Linked DNA regions of Homo sapiens: region 2 is linked to region 1. Evidence: chromatin loops called from intact Hi-C (ENCODE). Cell type or tissue: PC-9. All regions are shown on one strand. Links, peaks and the distances in the headings refer to the core of each region. The heading gives the core; the rest is flanking DNA. Region 1 holds the start of MAPRE3-AS1 (MAPRE3 antisense RNA 1). Region 2 has its middle 6.2 kb from the start of SLC35F6.

The links. A loop is a pair of places that touch in the nucleus more often than their neighbours do. Peaks named below come from ENCODE experiments on the same cell type or tissue, not always from the same donor. Only the 100,000 strongest peaks of a DNase experiment are listed, where the experiment ranks them.
Region 2: a loop joins it to region 1, with 4 times the contacts of the local background. A loop is called at or near these places in 2 of 110 quality-filtered maps.

The regions. Positions count from the first base shown.
Region 1 is chr2:27,012,097-27,021,277 of GRCh38, forward strand. The region is part of intron 1 of MAPRE3 (microtubule associated protein RP/EB family member 3); the gene reads left to right. It overlaps MAPRE3-AS1 (MAPRE3 antisense RNA 1), which reads right to left and starts at 2,492. Exons shown (of 6, transcript NR_149018.1): 1 at 2,405-2,492. In PC-9, for the core only: CTCF peaks have their summits at 4,953 (motif pointing left) and 5,153; DNase peaks (open chromatin) are centred at 3,945 and 4,945; H3K27ac peaks cover 3,478 bases.
Region 2 is chr2:26,753,458-26,762,638 of GRCh38, forward strand. No RefSeq gene overlaps it. Among named protein-coding and RNA genes, the nearest start is that of SLC35F6, 6.2 kb to the right of the region's middle. RefSeq lists enhancers at 328-1,075, 1,076-1,823, 4,816-5,563, 4,979-5,038, 5,564-6,309 and 1 more. In PC-9, for the core only: no CTCF peak of the experiment used is centred there; DNase peaks (open chromatin) are centred at 684 and 4,724; H3K4me3 peaks cover 700 bases; H3K27ac peaks cover 3,497 bases.

The DNA.
Region 1 (9,181 bases), core at 541-8,540:
TCGGGAGGCTGAGGCAGGAGAATTGCTTGAACCTGGGAGGTGGAGGTTGCAGTGAGCCGAGATCATGCCACTGCACTCCAGCCTGGGTGACAGAGCAAGACTCCATCTCAAAAAAAAAAAAAAGAAGAAGAAGAAGAAATCCTCTGAAATTCCCTTTCCCTCCTCCTAATTCTCAAGGGGTGAAATCTGGGCAAGTCATCCTGCTCTAGAGCTGTGAAAAATCAAATCGTCCTTCCTGCACCAGTGTGGTGGTGTGGAAAGAGCATGGGATTTGTGTTCATTTGGCCAGGTTCAGCTCTGATCTTGCCAGTGGTTGATCTTGAACTTGGAAAAGTCACTGGAATCCTCATCCTTCATTTCCTCAAAAGCAAAATTGAGGTAACAACTCAAAGGCTTTCTGGAGCTGGATGCTGTAATCCACAAGAGTGGCATTTCTGGTGGGAATTTCGGGCACTATGGTAGGGCAGGAGAGAAGCTATCTGCAGGCCTTCTGGAAGCTCTCCAGTGCATGTCCCCACTGGGGTGGGGGCTGACTGTCTCCACGTGGGGTTAGTCCTGCAGAACAGGCAGGTAGAGTAGAGTCTGAGGGCATGAGGAAAGGCAGTCTACTGGAGAGGGCACAGAGAGTTCAACAAACACTGAAACTTAAGTTTGTCCTGGACATCTTCAGCATCCGACTTTCTGGTGGAAAGCTTAAAGTATAAATGACTGTGCCCTCTCAAAAGGGCACAGAAGTAAAACTGGGAGGATTTTGGGAGGGGACTGGATGTGGGGTGAAAGGTATGGTGAGAGCAGAGAAGAGGGGCCTGAGCCTGGGGTCAGGGGAAAGTAGGCTAAACAATTCACAGGATGCAGACATTTCAGAGAAGGGTGACACATCACTTGGCCCTGAACAACAACTATAAGCCAGACAGTCCAAAGAGACATAGTTCCAAAGGAACATAAAGTGACATGGCTTGTTATGTGTCCCCAGAGACATGGATGTGCTTTTGGAACTTGAAGGATAATTAAAAAAACATCAGACCCACCAGGGCTGCTGCAAACATGACAGTTCCCTTCCCAACACGTCATGGCAGCTGCTGCAGCTCCCTTCCCTCTATCCTGAGGCTAGCCACAGATGGGCCAGCAGCCCACCCCCAGAGCAGACCAAGCAGAGAGGTGCTCCCAGGAGTTACCAGGTTCCACTCTCGGAACCATCTTAAAATCCTGTTCTGGGAAATCCAGCAGCACCATGTTATATGCATTAGAGGGAGACTGTTTAAATCCCTTGCCAAGGTTCCCAAGGCTTCGTGCTGCATCTGTTTGCGTGTAGCCAGGGAGTGCAGCTAGCATTCTCCTCTCCTTGCTTCTCCATGTAGCCAGTGGCACCTCCTCAGGGTCAACAAACAAGAAATAAAAGCAGAAAACCACACTTTCTGAGTCCACCTGCCATCTGAACCCCCCAAACCCTAGTTTAACCTCTCCCATTCATTCATTCATTCATTCAATAAATATATAGGTACTGAGAAGCTATTGTGCACTGAGCCCTGAGCCAGTACTAATTGAGGGAAGAAATGGGCAACATAGCTTCAAAAGCACAGCTCTGTCTTTCTGCCTGAGGCAGCAGAGAGTGGATACCCAAGGCTGTCCCTACTCTCTCCCTGCTCAGGACCCTGATCAGAGGGTCTGTGGGAATTGGGTCAGGGTGCAGGAAAGAAGATGTTGAGTCAGATATGTCTATGTCAGTGATCTTGCCTATCAGTAAAGGTTGCTCAGCCCCCAAAGCAGCGTGATGGTGAACCTTTGGCTCCTGCCAGCGGTACTCATTATCCTTCCAACAGCCCCATGCTCAATCATACCATCATTCTGATGCTTCATGAGAACTGAGGCTTGGATATCTTCGCCTACTTGCTTGTGTCTCACAGGCAGCGAATGGCAAAGCCTGTAGCCAAGTCACACTGTCTGCCTTCTGCTGGGAGCCTTGGATTGATGGGTGACTCCATGGACATTTGTTGACCTAAAAAGTAGGTGTTTGAGGAACTGAAAGATCTCCAGCAAAGAACGTTTAGAAAGAAAATATTGCCTATCTGCCCACCTAGATGAACCCTACTGAAATGGATTGATTTTAGCGATGAGAAATTTTGTTTACTATACTGCAGGGTTTCCGTTAACCCTCGAAGTTATGGTCAGATAGGGTGACCTAGCCAGAACCTACCCCAAGGACTCCTTCCCTGGCTAGCAGCTACAGGGATGTGGCACCATTATCCCAACCAGCCTGGGGAGAGCCTTAGTAAGAGTTCAGATCATTATTCAGCAGGACATGTCCAGGATCCCAGTGGCTGGAACTTCAGCAGGGCTCAGGGTCTTAGAGTTGTGACCTAAAAGTGTTGTGAGAACAAAATCCTGGAGGAGTTTCAGTCCCTACCTGAACCCACAGCCGTCCAGATCCCTGTCCTGGATGTGTGGGAGGGGGCGCATGCTGGGCTCCAGGCCAACCCTGCAAATACTCCACTTGCCCCGTCTCTGCATTGATTAATCCAGCTTTGAGAGGCTGAGCCTCTCAATGAATCAGGTCCTTGCTCAGCCATAAGAAGAAGGTGATTGGCCAGGTCTGCCAGGGCTTTGTGACCCGCTGGCTTGCTCCCCAGCCCCTCAGAACCCCTCAGCCCCACCTGCACATACTGCCTCCATGCAAGCCCAGAATAACCTGGATGTGTGACTCACAGGGGTAGGGGTAGCAATTTTGCAGATTTTCCAAACAGGTGACTTCAGCCCCCGGGCCTGGGCAGGAAGGGGTAGCCCAGTGACAATGGGCATAGTCCCACTTCAGGAACGGGAAACGTGTTGGCTGGCTCTGTGGAGTTCTCTCTCTTCTGATCCCACAGCATCTGTTCCAGTTGTCTTGGCCGGTAGGATGGCGTCTACAAAGCAGGCTATATGGGAAATCTGGAGCTGGGGAGGGATTGTGGTCAGAGCCCAGCTTTGGGAAGCCCATGTGGCTGTCTCAAGGCAAAGCAGCAGAGAAAAGTTCTGTAGTCTGTCTCCTTTCTGGACTGGCATTTCCATGGTCTGAGACCAGAGGCTGGCTGTGTGTCAGGCACCTACTCCTCGAACAAATGCCCTTAGATTCTCACTGTCTGTCCCCGCGATGCTGACAGCACTTGCCAAATACATACTGAATGTCAGGCTCTGTGCTCAGCACTGTGTACACATGGCTCACTTAATCCTCATAACTGTTCTGTGAGGTGGGAGCTGTCACTGTCCTCACTTTATAGATGAGGACACTGAGACCTAAAGTCAAGTCAGACAGCTAGGACATGGTACAACTAGGATTTGAACCCACCTGATGTGCCTGGAGATCTAGTGTTCTTAAGCACTACCTTTCTGGAGCTTGCTGGAGGCATGCTGGCCACCTCCTTCAGGACTGGTAGACCTGGTGTGTCTTTCATAGCCACGCTGGGCAGAGGGTGGAGGCCTGGAAACTGCAGGGGGTTCTTCCAGGGACCAGCCAGAACAGGGCTAAACTTGGGGTAAAAAGAGCTCTAGAGAATTAGAGAAGACTGAGGGCCCCTAAATTACCCTTAAGACATATTTGTGGAAGACAGATTTAAAAACAAAAAGCCAAAATTAGATTTAGGCTGGTGATAAGGTCATTAAATAATAGAATGTGAAATTTCAGTTGTGCAGACTTATTGGCCATCTTTATGATTTAAGAATATAAGTGCCTAGATCTAAGTGCAGTCCTAATCGCCTGGGAAGGAAGCAGATGGTCTCTAGAAACCCTTCTGACCATGGGTTAGTGGGATTTGGTCTTGATGACCATTTTTAAGGCCTCAGTCTGCAGAATGACCAGCAGCTTCCCCTCCCGCAATGAGAGCTGTAATTGCCTTTCCCAGTTGCCTGTGAATGCACCATGAACCTTACAGTCCTAGTATAGGAAATGACTCAGCAAAATCACCAGATTAAACCTCCTCAACTTTTCTTTCCCTTGGCTCCATTCCTGATAGCAGGAGTCGAGGCCCTTCAGAGCAGGCTTTCCCCAAAGCCACGTTGTCGGTCTGATCCTCGAATGGGGATCCGCCTGGATGATGACATGCCACAATCCAATCAGGGTCTGTTTCTCCTGACAGTCACATGTGCCAAAGATCATGGTAGAAACATGTGGATGGGGTTGGAAGACACTGCTACTACATCTCTTGGGACAGAGCCTGCCCCCTCCGAGTGGCTACCTACCATTCTCTCCGGGGAGGTGAAGGAGCTCTTGGGAACAAGTGTGTTATTATTAAGAGTTTCGTCAGGTTATGTCTTTTTTTTTTTTTTTTTTTTTAAGATGGAGTGTCGCTCTTTTGCCCAGGCTGGAGTGCAGTGGCGCTATCTTGGCTCACTGCAAGCTCCGCCTCCCGGGTTCACGCCATTCTCCTGCCTCAGCCTCCTGAGTAGCTGGGACTACAAGTGCCCGCCACTGTGCCCGGCTAATTTTTTGTATTTTTAGTAGAGACGGGGTTTCACCGTGTTAGCCAAGATGGTCTGGATCTCCTGACCTCATGATCCGCCCACCTCGGCCTCCCAAAGTGCTGGGATTACAGGCGTGAGCCACCGCGCCTGGCAGGTTATGTCTTTGCTGTAATTGGAGGCAGCTGGTCCACTTAGACCCTGATGCTTGGGCAAATACTTTATACACCTCTGCCCCCAGCAGCTGGTCTGGTGTGAGTCCAGGCCCAAGTCAACCCCCAATGCAAAAGCCAATCAGAAGTTGGACCTCTTTGGTGAGTTCAAACTGTGGTTTTAGGGGATACGGAGGCTGGCTTAGTTCAGTCCAGGATCTTAGAACAGCCCCAATGCTCCAGGCCCCTCAGCCAGCCCAGCTTTTAGAGGCTCCCAATTTGAGCTCTAAACTGAGCTCTGGAAAGGGGGTTTGGGGGATGGGGGATACATTTAAAGGAGTTTTTGCTCAGGACCTGGGTGCCACCTGCTGGCCATGTTTAGTTCTACTTACAGAGCCAAAGCTACGAGAGGAAAATTAAAAGGGCATCCTGCCCTCCCCAATGTGATGTTTGCTCAAAGGAAACAAGGAGGCTGTTACTTCATGCTGCCCTAGCAGGTGCAGCAGAGAATTCCTGCAGAGACCCCTGGGTGCCCTGGATGAGTCCTCCTGAGCCAAATGGACCCCCATTAGGGCAGAGTGTAGCACCAGTTGTGAGGACCTGAGCGAGTCCTGAGTAGGGACTGAAGCTGTGTTCCTGCTACTAGCTACCTGCTTCCCCAGAAGCCCCATAGTGGGTAACAGCATGATTCGTTGCTGGGTCCTGAAAGGAGCCATTTTTTCCAGCTTCCTTCACACAGGCACTGCTGCCACTCATGGGACCCTAGAGTCAGACCGAAGGTATGGAAAATGCCCTCCCTTCATCAGGCATTGACAAGACTGGGTCAATGCTGAGAAGACCTGGGCATTTTTCAAGCCGCTATGTGGCTCTTAGTGACTCTTGGGAGCCCTAAAAGCAAGGCCTTTAGTTGTGTTCTAAACTCCAGGGAAACTGGAGATTTTCCCTGTGTGCCAAGGACTGGCTAGTATTTTCCCCCCAGATAAGTGGCAGAACATCCCAATGTTCCAGCCTTTGCCATTGCAACAAAAGCCAGTAAATCACAGCTAAGTATGCATATCAAATGAAGGCTGTGGTTCTCATACAGGGCTGTGCACCAGAATCATCTGGGCTATTCTTTAAAATTATGTGTGTGTGTGTGTGTAAAATATGTGCATATAACATATAATGTATATATAATATATCATACACACACACACTTGGGCTGCACTGTAGCCTCTTGAAGTCTCTGCAGGAGAAGCCAGTGGACTCTCCTAGTAAAGAATCTCTGCAATGCATGGAAGAGGCCTGAACCATTAGCAGGTCCAATCCTGTGGAACCAGGAAAGCTGCCCCCAGGCTGGAAGACCCTTGAGGCTCAAATGATTTCAATCAAAAACTGGAGGATATATTTGGACTAAGACCATTGCCTTTCCTTTTCTTCAGTAGTCACCCCTTGAAATTCATACACTTTAAGCAGAACAAAGTCCCTAAAGTGGCTCGGAAACTCCCAGGGCCAACCTAAGACTACTCCTTGCCCCCAGAACCACCCAAGACCAGATCAGCCCCTCTGAGGCCTGTCAGCCACAGCTGGCCCAGAATCACTCTGCCCCAGGGGCCTCATAGGGAAATGAGTCTCTGAGCCTGTGGAACACTCCTGCAGAGTCATTCTGGACAGTTCCCGGAATAGCTGGTGCCCTCTGCACCAGCTCCTGGCCGTCCTCTGCACCCTCCCTGGGGACCTGGCAGAGTCTGACCACTGTGGCCCTGGGGTCATTCACATCCATCTCTCTACCTCTGCATGCCCTCTCCTTCCCTATTCTTGTGGCACTTGCTGTTTCTAGCACACTTTGGGGCATTTGGTTATACTGTTCTCATGTGTGCATTACTCTCCCCAATAAGATTATGAACTCCTTGAGGACAGGGACAAATCTTTTCAATTTCTTGCAGTCCACAACTAAATAATACTCATCAAAATCAGATGCCCTTTCCTTGACCCTACCCACTCTGCCCCTTCGGCAAGCTTAGCATCCATCCACCCATCCACTCCTCCTCCTGTTACTTTAGGTGCATCCTGGGAACTCAGAAACACTCCCCTGACTCCAGTCTGCAATTCCACTCCACCAATATGGTTAGGCAGTTATTATCCACCAAGAACTGGTGTAGAACCCGAAAGTGAATGGAACAGAGCCTGACCATTGAAGAGCTTACAGTCAGGTGGAAGGGGCAGGCACACACATTTTTATTTATTTATTTATTTATTTATTTATTTATTTTTTGGAGATGGATTCTGGCTCTGTCACCCAGGCTGGAGTACAGTGGCATGATCTTGGCTCACTGCAACACTCCACCTCTGGGTTCAAGCAATTCTCCTGCCTCAGCCTCCCTAGTAGCTAGGATTACAGGCCTGGCTAATTTTAGTAGAGACAGGGTTTTGCCATGTTGGCCAGGCTGGTCTTGAACTCCTGGCTTAGGTGATCGGCACCCCCCTCAGCCTCCCAAAGTGCTGGCATTACAGGCATGAGCCACCGCACCCGCTCTCACACACATGATTTCAACAGACCATGTGGGATGCCATGAAGAGCCGTGCCCAGGGTGCTGTAGGATCATGGGCACATGTCTCCCACAGAGGGGGTCAGAAAAAGTCCCCTGGAGCTAAAGCAGAGTCCTGAGGCTGAGTGCTGGGGGAGGGAGGATGGCGGGGGGATGGTGGGGGTATGGCAGGGGGATGGCAGGGGGACCCAGGCCAGAAGGTGATGAGACATGATTCAGAAAGAGGAGAGGACATGAGGCATCACTCAATGGTTCAACGTTACTGAACGTCTTGCCTGTGACAGGCCTGGATACCCCACTCTTGGCTTCAAGACATGGGGCGCAGGCATTTAAACAAGTCCAATGGTGAGCGCAAGGGCCAAGATGCAGGGCAGTGGGCGCAGAGACGTTGTGGAGGAGGAAACTCAAGTGCAGTCAACATTACTCTCGGAAAGCTCTGAAATTGCCAGGTCTTGAGTCTTTAGGCGCTCCCAAGACAATAATTCATTTCTGTTTCTCTTGGCTTTTTGGCCCCGCCTGGCCTCCCTTTGCCTGGGCAATGAAGGACAAGGTTTATTTTTCAAAGGAGGAAGAACTAGGAATAAAGAAGAGGGTTTTCTCTCATGATTTTTCTTCAAAGCATTCATTTAAGTTAAACATGCTCTGTCCTATGTACTTGGGGTCAGGGGTGGGAACGTAAGTGGCACACAGCTCTGCAGATGCCTTGCTGAGCCTCCCTGTCTAAAGCAGTACTACTCAAACAGGACTGTGCCTGCAGATCCTCCGGGCATCTTGGTCAAAGGCAGTTTCTCATTTAGTTAGGTCTGGGGGAGGACAAGAGAATTGGAATTTCTAACCAGCTGATCCCCATATAGTCCCACTGCGCAGGTCTGGGGCCACAATTGAGAACCATGGAACAGAGAATGAATGAACTTTGGGGTGGGGACGGCATTCCAGACAGAGGGTGAGTAGGAAGCTGCCTATAGCTCCTAACTGGGGAATCAAAGTAGGAGATAAGGCTGAAGAGGTGGGGTCCCCTTATGAGTTTGATAAGTGGTCAGGAGGAGTCACATGATAACAGCAGATGCCTGCGACAGGCAGGGAAATATTCTTTCTGTAAGAATATAAGGTGTATAAGATGTATCTTATTTCACAGAGACACTTTACATATTAAACCTGAAGAAATATTCTTCACTCACTCCAGAAACACATGTCCTCACAATTCTCGGAAAACACAGTCCTTTTGACCTATCTTGTTTTTCCATTTCTGATAAAGATGTGGTTACAAGAAATATGTCCTTTTCTTAACAGCGCAAGTCAGTTAGCAGCAGCAGCTGACCCTTGGCCTCTGGGGTGGGAAGGAGGCTCACTGCTGGCTCCACTCCAACTGCTGGTTTCAGTGCGGGAGCATAGGGTCAGAGTGGCCAAAAGAAGCCAGAAATCCCAAGTTGTTAAACATCTGAACTTTAAAATATTGGGCACTAATTCAAAACTGTTTCCAACACTATGAGTGCTGAACAGTTTAAGTCTGCAAGGCAAATTCGGCCAAGGAGTGTCTCTTTTATGACTGCTGGCTGAAAGGACTTGAAGTGGGGGAGGGCGGTGGCCAGACCTGCTTTTAGGTAGATTCTGACTACAGCAATGTCAAGGATGGATTAAGAGGAGGGAGAGACTGGAGGCTGGAAGGCCTTTTAGGAGGCTCCTGCTAGCCTGGGCTAGAGAGAAAATACAGTCAGCCCTTCACATCCGTGGGATCCACATCTGTGGATTCAATCAAATACCGATCAAAAATATTCAGGAAAAAAAAAGGATTGTTGCATTGCTTACAGACTTTTTTTTCATGTCATGATTTCCTAAACAATACAGTATAACAACTATTTACATCGAAGTGACATGGTAGTAGGTATTATAAGTAATCTAGAGATGATTTAAATCATACAGGAGGATGTGTGTAGGTTAACTGTAAATACTACATCATTTTATATAAGGGACTTGACTGTGCATTGACTTTGGTATGGGGAGATGTTCTGGAACAAATTCCCTCATGAATACCAAGGGACAACGGTATGCATAAATCCTGAGGGTAAGCAG
Region 2 (9,181 bases), core at 390-8,389, 260 kb before region 1:
AGTGGGGAGATCGTTGATTAGGCAAAGAGTGCATGAAGTCATGGGACAAGGAAATGAAGAAACTATTCTTATGTTGCTTTCATTCCTCTGTGGAGGTCTTCAAACTGGTTGGCATCAGCTGTTTCACTGGAATTCAGGGACCTGAAAAACATCTTAAGCAATTCTTAAACAAAACCCTTATGATTCTTTTTTTTTTTTTTTTTGAGATGGTCTCACTCTGTTGCCCAGGCTGGAGTGCAGTGGCACAATCATGGCTCACTATAGCTTCAACCTCCCCAGGCTCAGGTGATGCTCCTACCTTAGCCTCCCGAATAGCTAGGACTATAGGCACAAATCCACCACACCTGGCTATTTTTTGTATTTTTTGTAGAGACGGGGTTTTGTCACGTTGGCCAGGTTGGTCACTGAGTTCAAACGATCCACCTGCCTCAGCCTCCCAAAATGCTGGGATCACAGGCCCAGCCAAGCCTTATGATTCTAATGTCAGAGATCCAATCTAAAGGAACAATGGGGATTCAAGTGGTCAGTATCTAGTGCTATGCGACTTTCTGTTACAAGGAAGTGGGTGAAAGTGCAGCCTCATTATGCTTAATTATAACTATATTTCTGTCCAAGATTCTTGTTAAGCCTGTGAGGACAGCTTCATAAGTATGTCCTAAACACTAGGGACATACTCATACTACAAAGTGACTCATTGCTTATCTGAAATCAAATTTACCTGGGAGTTTCTGTTTTATCTGAATCTGACTTGATCCTGCTCTTAGAGGACCAAGCTTCCAGAATCTAATGACCACCTCAAAATTAGTGATCAGGGCTGGTCGTGGTGGCTCACACCTGTAATCCCAACACTTCAGGGGGCCGAAGCGGGTAGATCACCTGAGGTCAGGAGTTCGAGACCAGCCTAGCCAACATGGTGAAACTGCATCTCTACTAAAAAGACAAAAATTAGCCAGGCATGGTGGCAGTCACCTGTAGTCCCAGCTACTCGGGAGGCTGAGGCAGGATAATTGCTTGAACCTGGGAGGCAGAGGTTGTAGTGAGCCGAGTTCGTATCACTGCACTCCAATCTGGGTAACAGAGTGAGACCTTGTTTCAAAAAAAAAAAGATTAGTGATCAGCACTGATGGGGGTGAGAGGTGGGAGCGGGGAGGTGGGTAGAGACCAAAGGAGATGATAAGAAAGAAAACAGAGGCCAGATGTAGTGGCTCATGCCTGTAATCCTAGCACTTTGAGAGGCCAAGACCTTGAGGTCAGGAGTTTGAGACCAGCATGGCCAACATGATGATGAAACCCTGTCTTTACTACAAATCCAAAAGTTAGCCAGGCTTGGTGGTGCACGCGTGTAATCCCAGCTACTTGGGAGGCTAAGGCAGGAGAATTGCTTGAACCCAGGAGGTGGAGGTTGCAGTAAGTCGAGATTGTGCCACTGTACTCCAGCCTGGGTGATAGAGAAAGACTCCATCTAAAAAAAAAAATTAAATTAAAAAAGAAAGAAAAAAGAGAAGGTTTGAGAATGACTTTAGGAGGGCCTGCAGCTAGAAGGAGCAGGTGAGTTATAATCTGATCATCTCTGGTCACCATAGAAACCAGCTGTAAATTCAGCCAGAATGAGCTGATGAGCTCCAATATCTATGCCTCTCTGCCAGTGTAGACAGTCCACACTCCCTTCCTCCAAGATCTAGTCTTGTCAGACCTGCTTCCAGCCGGAATCCACCCCAGTCCTCTTCCTCTCAAGCCTCTTGTTCCTCTTTCTAGCCACAGTTCCAGGTGACTGCCCATCAATACCAACCCCGCTGGGAGAGACAGGCAGCAAGATACCCAGTCCTTGCCCAGGAGGAAGTCACATTCTAGCCAGGGAGTAGACTACACTGGAGAGAAATGGCCCAAGGATACACAGCAAAAGCTTGTTTAAAGAAAAAACAAAAGCAGGTGTGACCTGGCTTGTCTGCCCGCATCTTTCTGTCCTTTCCAGGGTAAAGCAACTCTCTCTTAATCCAGAATGTAATTACATTGATTGGGAAAGCATTCAGTCTTTCAGACAAGCCACATGCTGGCAGTAAGCATTGAATACAAATGCAGGGTTTGCAGTGACTGGAAGTTAGAGCCTGCTTGCAGGTAGCATGCAAATGTGTTCAAAATGTCCCCAACTTTGGGAGAAAAGGCTGGAAGTCTGGATCAAACTCGTATGCAAACCATGAGGAGTGCTTTTGAAGGCACAGCGGGCTAAGGGCTTTCTCCATACCCCCTATCTTGTGGGCTCTGGTCTTACAGCAGCTGTAGTAATTCTCCCCAGCAGGGCTTGCACTGCACTTCCACATCTGTCCTCTCTCTACACAAGCTATGAATGTCATTTCCATTTTACAGATAGGAAAGTGGGGCTCTGAGTGCTTCAGTGACCCAAACATTGTCACCTTGCTTAAAGTGGCAAACCCAGCCAGAGCCCTCCTCTCGCTTTTCCCTAGTTAGGGACAACTTGCGTAGGTGTCCTTGCATGTCTGAAGATTCTGCATTCTTAGGGATACATGAAGAAACTCCTATGTCCTCCCACCACCCCATTCACACTTGAGGATTCTGTGGCAGGTGCGCACTTAACAGTAAAATTCCTTCCTTTGCTAAAAATTTGCTGAATTCGCTCCCTTTCATGATCTGTAACTTTACATAAGCTGTTGTCTTTTATCAGCTTTAACAGATCAAATGTGAGCAATCGTCTGGGTGTGGTGGCTCACGCCTGTAATCCCAGCACTTTGGGAGACTGAGGTGGGTGGATCACCTGAGGTCAGGAGTTCAAGACCAGCCTGGCCAACATGGTGAAACCCCGTCTCTACTAAAAATACAAAAATTAGCTGGTGGCGGGTGACTGTAATCCCAGCTACTCAGGAGGCTGAGGCAGGAGAATTGCTTGAACCCGAGAGGTGGAGGTTGCAGTGAGCCGAGATTGCCCCACTGCACTCCAGCCTGGGCAACAGAGAAAGACTTCCTCTCAAAAAAAAAAAAAAAAAAGTGAGCAATCAGGAGACAATTGTTCTTCTGATGGCTGAGGTCACCATACAACCAAGGCTGACTGACGTTTCACTTTCTAAAGACTCAGAAAAGGAAGGAGAACCGTGTCCCACCTCACCCTAGCCCTTGTCTTCACTGACTGCAGGCCGCAGCCACCAGTTGGTTTCTCTGGGCTGTGTCCTCAAAGATACCAGGAATGCAGAAGGGTGGAGATACAGGCCAAGTGTTAACATTTGTGCTGGTTTGCAGATATAGTATTTTACCCAGGAAATCAGGGCTTACAAAAATATGAGGCAAATTTTTATCCAACGTACAGGTTAAGTTCTATCCCTAAATTCCATCAAATAATAATCTGATGTGTGAAAATTAGTAATTCAAAATTTACTACGCTGTTGGAACTTTAACATATATTGAGCCTTAAGGGAATATGATTATGAGGCCTGGGTCACATGACAGGCAGCTGTAACCTCTGTTTCTCCGATTAGATTAGCTTTTTTCCTTACCTACATTGTTTTGTAAAATGTAAATGACTGAAGGGTGCCAAGGAAGACCCCCTTGCTTCACTGTTGATCTTCATTACAGATTAACTTTTTTTTTTTTGAGACCAAGTCTCGCCCTATTGCCCAGGCTGGAGTGCAGTGGTGCGATCTCAGCTCACTGCAACCTCCGCCCCTGGGTCCAAGTGATTCTCATGTTTCAGCCTCCCAAGTAGCTGGGATTACAGGCACCCGCCACCATGCCTGGCTAATTTTTGTATTTTTTAGCAGAGACAAAGTTTCACCATGTTGGCCAGGCTGGTCTCAAACTCCTGACCTCAAGTGATCCACCCACCTTGGCCTCCCAAAGTGCTGGGATTACAGGCGTGAGCCACCGTGCCCGGCCATTACAGATTAACTTTCTATACAAAGACTTCATGACTATCACGTTGTCTAAGATGGGATGTTAAATACACTCCTCTCAATTGGAAAGGAAATAAAAAGTTGTAAAGAAAACAAGCTCTATGGAAAAGAAAAACTAACTGTTGTAACTCATAAACAAGCCTGTTGCAGAAAATGTTATAATCCTACTAAATGTATTTGTTTCCTGCCTATATAAGCTAAACCTTAACTTTTTTGGTTTTCCCCCAAGCCGACCAGGATGAGAAAGACCTTAACTTTCAACTTTGGAGCACTGGCCCCATTTCTCTGGTGCCTGTGTTTCTCAGGTGGTTACTCCCAGCTTTTCACTTGCATAAACTATTTAAAATTGAATTCTGAACCTTTTGATTATTTCAGGTGGATAGATAGATTTTGCAAAGCCTATGCATGTACATATTCACCCTAATTCTGTTACCGGAAAGGGGTCCCAATCCAGACCCCAAGAGAGGGTTTTTGGATCTCGAGCAAGACACAAGAATTCAAGGTGAAGCCACAGAGTAAAGTGAAAGCAAGTTTATTAAGAAAGTAAAAGAATAAAAGAAAGGCTAATCCATAGGCAGAGCAGTGGCATGGGCTGCTTGACTGAGTATACTTATAGTTATTTCTTGATTATATGCTAAACAAAGGGTGGATTATTCATGAACTTTCCAGGAAAGGGGCGGGGATTTCCTGGAAGTGAGTGTTCCTCCCCCTTTCTGACCATAGGTCACTCTTGTTGCCATCTTGGTTTTGGTGGGTTTTGGCCGGCTTCTTTACTGCATCCTGTTTCATCAGCAAGGTCTTTGTGACCTGTATCTCATGCCAACCTCCTGACTCATCCTGTAACTAAGAATGCTTAACCTCCTGGGAATGCAGCCTAGTAGGTCTCAGTCTTATTTTACCCAGCCCCTATTCAAGATAGAGTTGCTCTCGTTCAAATGCTTCTGACGATTCCTCTGTATTTTTTTCAGAATTCCTGTCTCTTTGGGCCCTGATACCTTAGCCTGGGGCTCACTGCTACCTGGAAGCACTAATGCAATCCTAGTTTTCTCCCCTAAAGCCCATTCTAGCCAGGTGGCAGGGACGTGGAGCCTCACTGTAGGTCACACCCTGGCGTGAAGGGCTGATCAGCCACCCCATGGTGTCCACATGGTTGTCTCTGCCTGGGGTGACCCTGCTTTCTGCACCTGGAGCAATCCTGCTCCTCCTTCAAGTCCCTACTCAGGTCTCCTCTGAATTCCAGTTCTACAGGGCTACTGTGAAAACCAAGGCCACAGAGGTCAAGCTTCAGGCACAGGCCTGACACAGGGCACCTGGTCCAGGACAGCTCTGATTGTCACTGTTGTCCCCTCTCCTTGCCCACTCCCTTAGGTAATCCATCCCTCCCTCAACCCCCTCTGTCTCTTACACATTCTCACATTGCTGCATGGTTAATGCAGTGTTGACCCCTCTCCTCCAATGAATCTCAAATTCCTTAAGGGCAGTGACCTTGTCTTGCTTCCTTAGGACCCCATATCTGGCTCTAGGCCTTAAACTTAGTGGACTCCACGGATATTTGCCAATAAACTCTGTCTCCTGGGATCCACAGACAGCAGTTTGATGAATGGTCAGGACATTGTGATAAATTAAAATTCATTGTTTGATGTGGCTATCGACACAGACAGAGACTGTGCTGCTAGTGACATCATGTCGGTCTGGTAATTAATAATGATCATTAGTAACGTTTACTTCAGGACAGTGCCCTTGGCCTGGACGTGTGGGGAAAATGGTCCAGAGCCTCACCGACTGAGTCACTGTGCCCTGTAGGAACGGCCTCTGATAGGGATGAGTGCCTGCTGCTGTGGGCTGCCCCAGTCTGCCCCTTGGGACAGAAGCTGTGTTTTATTCATCCTACATCTCAATAAACATTTTTTGATAAATCAATGAACTCCTTTGAAATCACACAAAACTAGAGGTGTTGTTGGAGACAAGCGGTTCAGAAGAGACCAGGCATTGTGGCTCAAGCCTGTAATCCCTGCACTTTGAGAGGCCAAGGTGGGTGGATCACCTGAGGTCAGGAGTTTGAGACCAGCCTGGCCAACACAGTAAAACCCTGTCTCTACTAAAAATACAAAAATTAGCTGGGTGTGGTGGTGTACGCCTGTACTCCCAGCTACTTGGGAGGGTGAGGCAGGAGAAGCCTGGGCAACAGAGCAAGACTCCATCTCAAAAAAAAAAAAGTTCAGAAGAAACCTCTTCTGGGTCTTCCAACTCCGCACTGACTGAAAGGAGAAGAGGCTCCAATTAAAGAAAATTCTAGAACATTCTGTGGGTCCCAGGCTTGTTCCACACTCACACCTCTGCACCGCTGTACATGCCATGTCCATCTGCAAGAAAGCCCTTCTGCTGTCTATCTGGGGACCTCCTATGTTTTTTCCAGGATCCCACTTATACACCTTCTCCAGCAGGTCTTCCTGCAATAAGGGAGTCTGGTGCAGCCCCTTGAGAGTTCTGCGTCCACTCTGGCCTTTTTCACAAGTTCGAGGCTGTCTTAGGGCAAGTAGGAGGAGTTGGCAGACAGGTCCTATCTCTGTACCTCTTGTTGATCTATTTGTTTAATTTAAAAAATTTGTGTGTGTGTGAGATAGGGTCTTGCTCTGTTGCCCAGGCTGAAGTGCAGGGGCATGACCACGGTTTACTGCAGCCTCAAAGTCCTGTGCTCAAGCAATCCTCCTGCCTCAGCTTCTCCAGTAACTGGGCTCACAGGCCCGCACTACCACCCCTGACTAATTTTTAAGTGTTTTTGTAGAGATGAGGGTCTGGCTATGTTGCCCAAGCTGCTCTCAAATTCCTGGGATTAGGAGGCCTCAGCCTCCCAAAGTGCTAGGATAACAGGTGTGAGCCACCACACGGGCCACCTCCTGTTCATCTAAAATGAAGTTGCTAGCCATCTGGGCGTGGTGGCTTACACCTGTAATCCCAACACTTTGGGAGGCCAAGGTGGGTGGATCACTTGAGGTCAGGAGTTCAAGACCAGCCTGGCCAACACGGTGAAACCCCATCTCGACTATAAATACAAAAAATGTAGCTGGGCATGGTGGTGCTCACCTGTAATCCCAGCTACTCGGGAGGCTGAGGCAGGGGAATTGCTTGAACCTGGGAGGCAGAAGTTGTAGTGAGCCAAGAATGTGCCACTGCACTCCAGACTGGACGACAGAGCACCACTTCATCTTAAAAAAAACAAGAAGGTGCCAAGGCACAAAATATAAGTTAAACAGTTTACTTGAGCCAAAATGAGGACAGCTGCCCAAAAGACTCAGACGCAAGTAATCTTGGATGTGAGCTCCCTTCTCTCTTTGTTACAAACAGGTTTTTAAAGGCAGAAAAAGGAGGACAGGGAGTGGGCTGATACAAAGTTGTTTGTCAGAAATTCTCATTGGTTTACAGAAATAACATTGATTAGTGATTGGCTGTACAGTGCTATAGGATGTAAGATATGGTGTCCAGTGCAGCATTGTTAGGTTATAGCTACCTGTGGCAATAGCAAGCAGTTTCAAGACATAAATACATAACTCAAAGTGGGAGTAGGACGTGATTGCTGTCTTATTTTAATGTCTCTCTGGGCCTGATAACTTACAGGACTCGCATTCCTCAGGTAAAAGTTCTTTTCTCACCACAGAAACAAGATCTGCAGCATAGGGGAAGTGTGTTGGCTCGGTCTGAAGTCGTTTTCCAAAGTGTCAGAGACATTTAAATCAGAGCAACTCCATCTTGAACAGGGGCTGGGTAAAACGAGGCTGAGACCTACTGGGCTGCATTCCCAGGAGGTTAGGCATTCTAAGTCACAGGTCGAGATAGGAAGTGGGCACAAGGTACAGGTCACAAAGACCTTGCTGATAAAACAGGATGCAGTAAAGAAGCCGGCCAAAACCCACCAAAACCAAGATGGCGACAAAAGTGACCTCTGGTTTTTCTCACTGCTTGTTATACACTATTTATAATGCATTAGCATGCTAAAAGACACTCGCACCAGCGCGCGACAGTTTACAGATGCCATGGTAGCAACTGGAAGTTAACCTACATGGTCTAAAAAGGGGAGGAACACTTAGTTCTGGCAATTGCCCACCCCTTTCCCAGAAAACTCATGAATAATCCACCCCTTGTTTGGCATATAATCCAGAAATATCCATAAAAATAACCAATCAGCAGCCCTCGGGGCTGCTCTGCCAATGGAGTAGCCATTCTTTATCCTTTACTTTCTTAATAAACTTGTTTTCACTTTATGGATTCCCCGCAAGGTGCCAGGTCCAAGAACCCTCTCTTGAGGTCTGGATCAGAACCCCTTTCTGGTAACAAAAGGATCTTGTCGCTGGCGTGACAGGGCATGGGTGCAGACTAGAGCACTGGGAAAGGCATATTAGGAGCAGTTTTTTCTTTTCTTTTTCTTTCTTTTTTTTTTTTTTTTTGAGATGGAGTTTTCGCGCTTGTTGCCCAGGCTGGAGTGCAATGGCTCGATCTTGGCTCACTGCAACTTCCATCTCCCAGGTTCAAGCGATTCTCCTGCCTCAGCCTCCGGAGTAGCTGAGATTACAAGCATGCACCCCCACACCTGGCTAATTTTTTGTATTTTAGTAGAGATGGGGTTTCACCATGTTGGTCAGGCTGATCTTGAATTCCGACCTCAGGTGATCCACCTGCCTCAGCCTCCCAAAGTGCTGGGATTACAGGTGCGAGCCACCGCGCCTGGCCTTTTTTTTTTCTTTTTTTAAGACAGGGTGTCACTTTGCCACCCAGGCCGGAGTATAGTGGCATGATCTCAGTTCATTGCAACCTCCACCTCCAGGGACTCAAGCGATCCTCCTACTTAGCCTCCTGAGTAGCTGGGATTATGGGTACTTGTCATGACACTCAGCTAATTTTTGCATTTTTAGTAGAGACTGAGTTTTGCCATGTTGCCCAGGCTTGTCTGGAAATCCTGAGCTCAAGCAATCAGCCCGCTTCAGCCTCCCAAAGTGCTAGGATTATAGGTGTGAACCACCACACCCAGCCAAGAGTAGGATTTTAAACACCAGAACCCCTTGAGGACTAAGCTCTGATTTTTTTTACCTTGCCCAAATTCCTACCTAAGAGGTCTGGAGAGTCATGCCCTACAAACCATAAATTCTCATCAGATGGGTTTTATTTAACCCTATATATCATGACTTACTTTCCAATCTGACTCTGGCATAATATTATGTGACTAAGAAGAAAGTCAAAAGATTTTACCCCAAAACATTTTTCTTTGCCATATCTTGAAATGGCCCTGC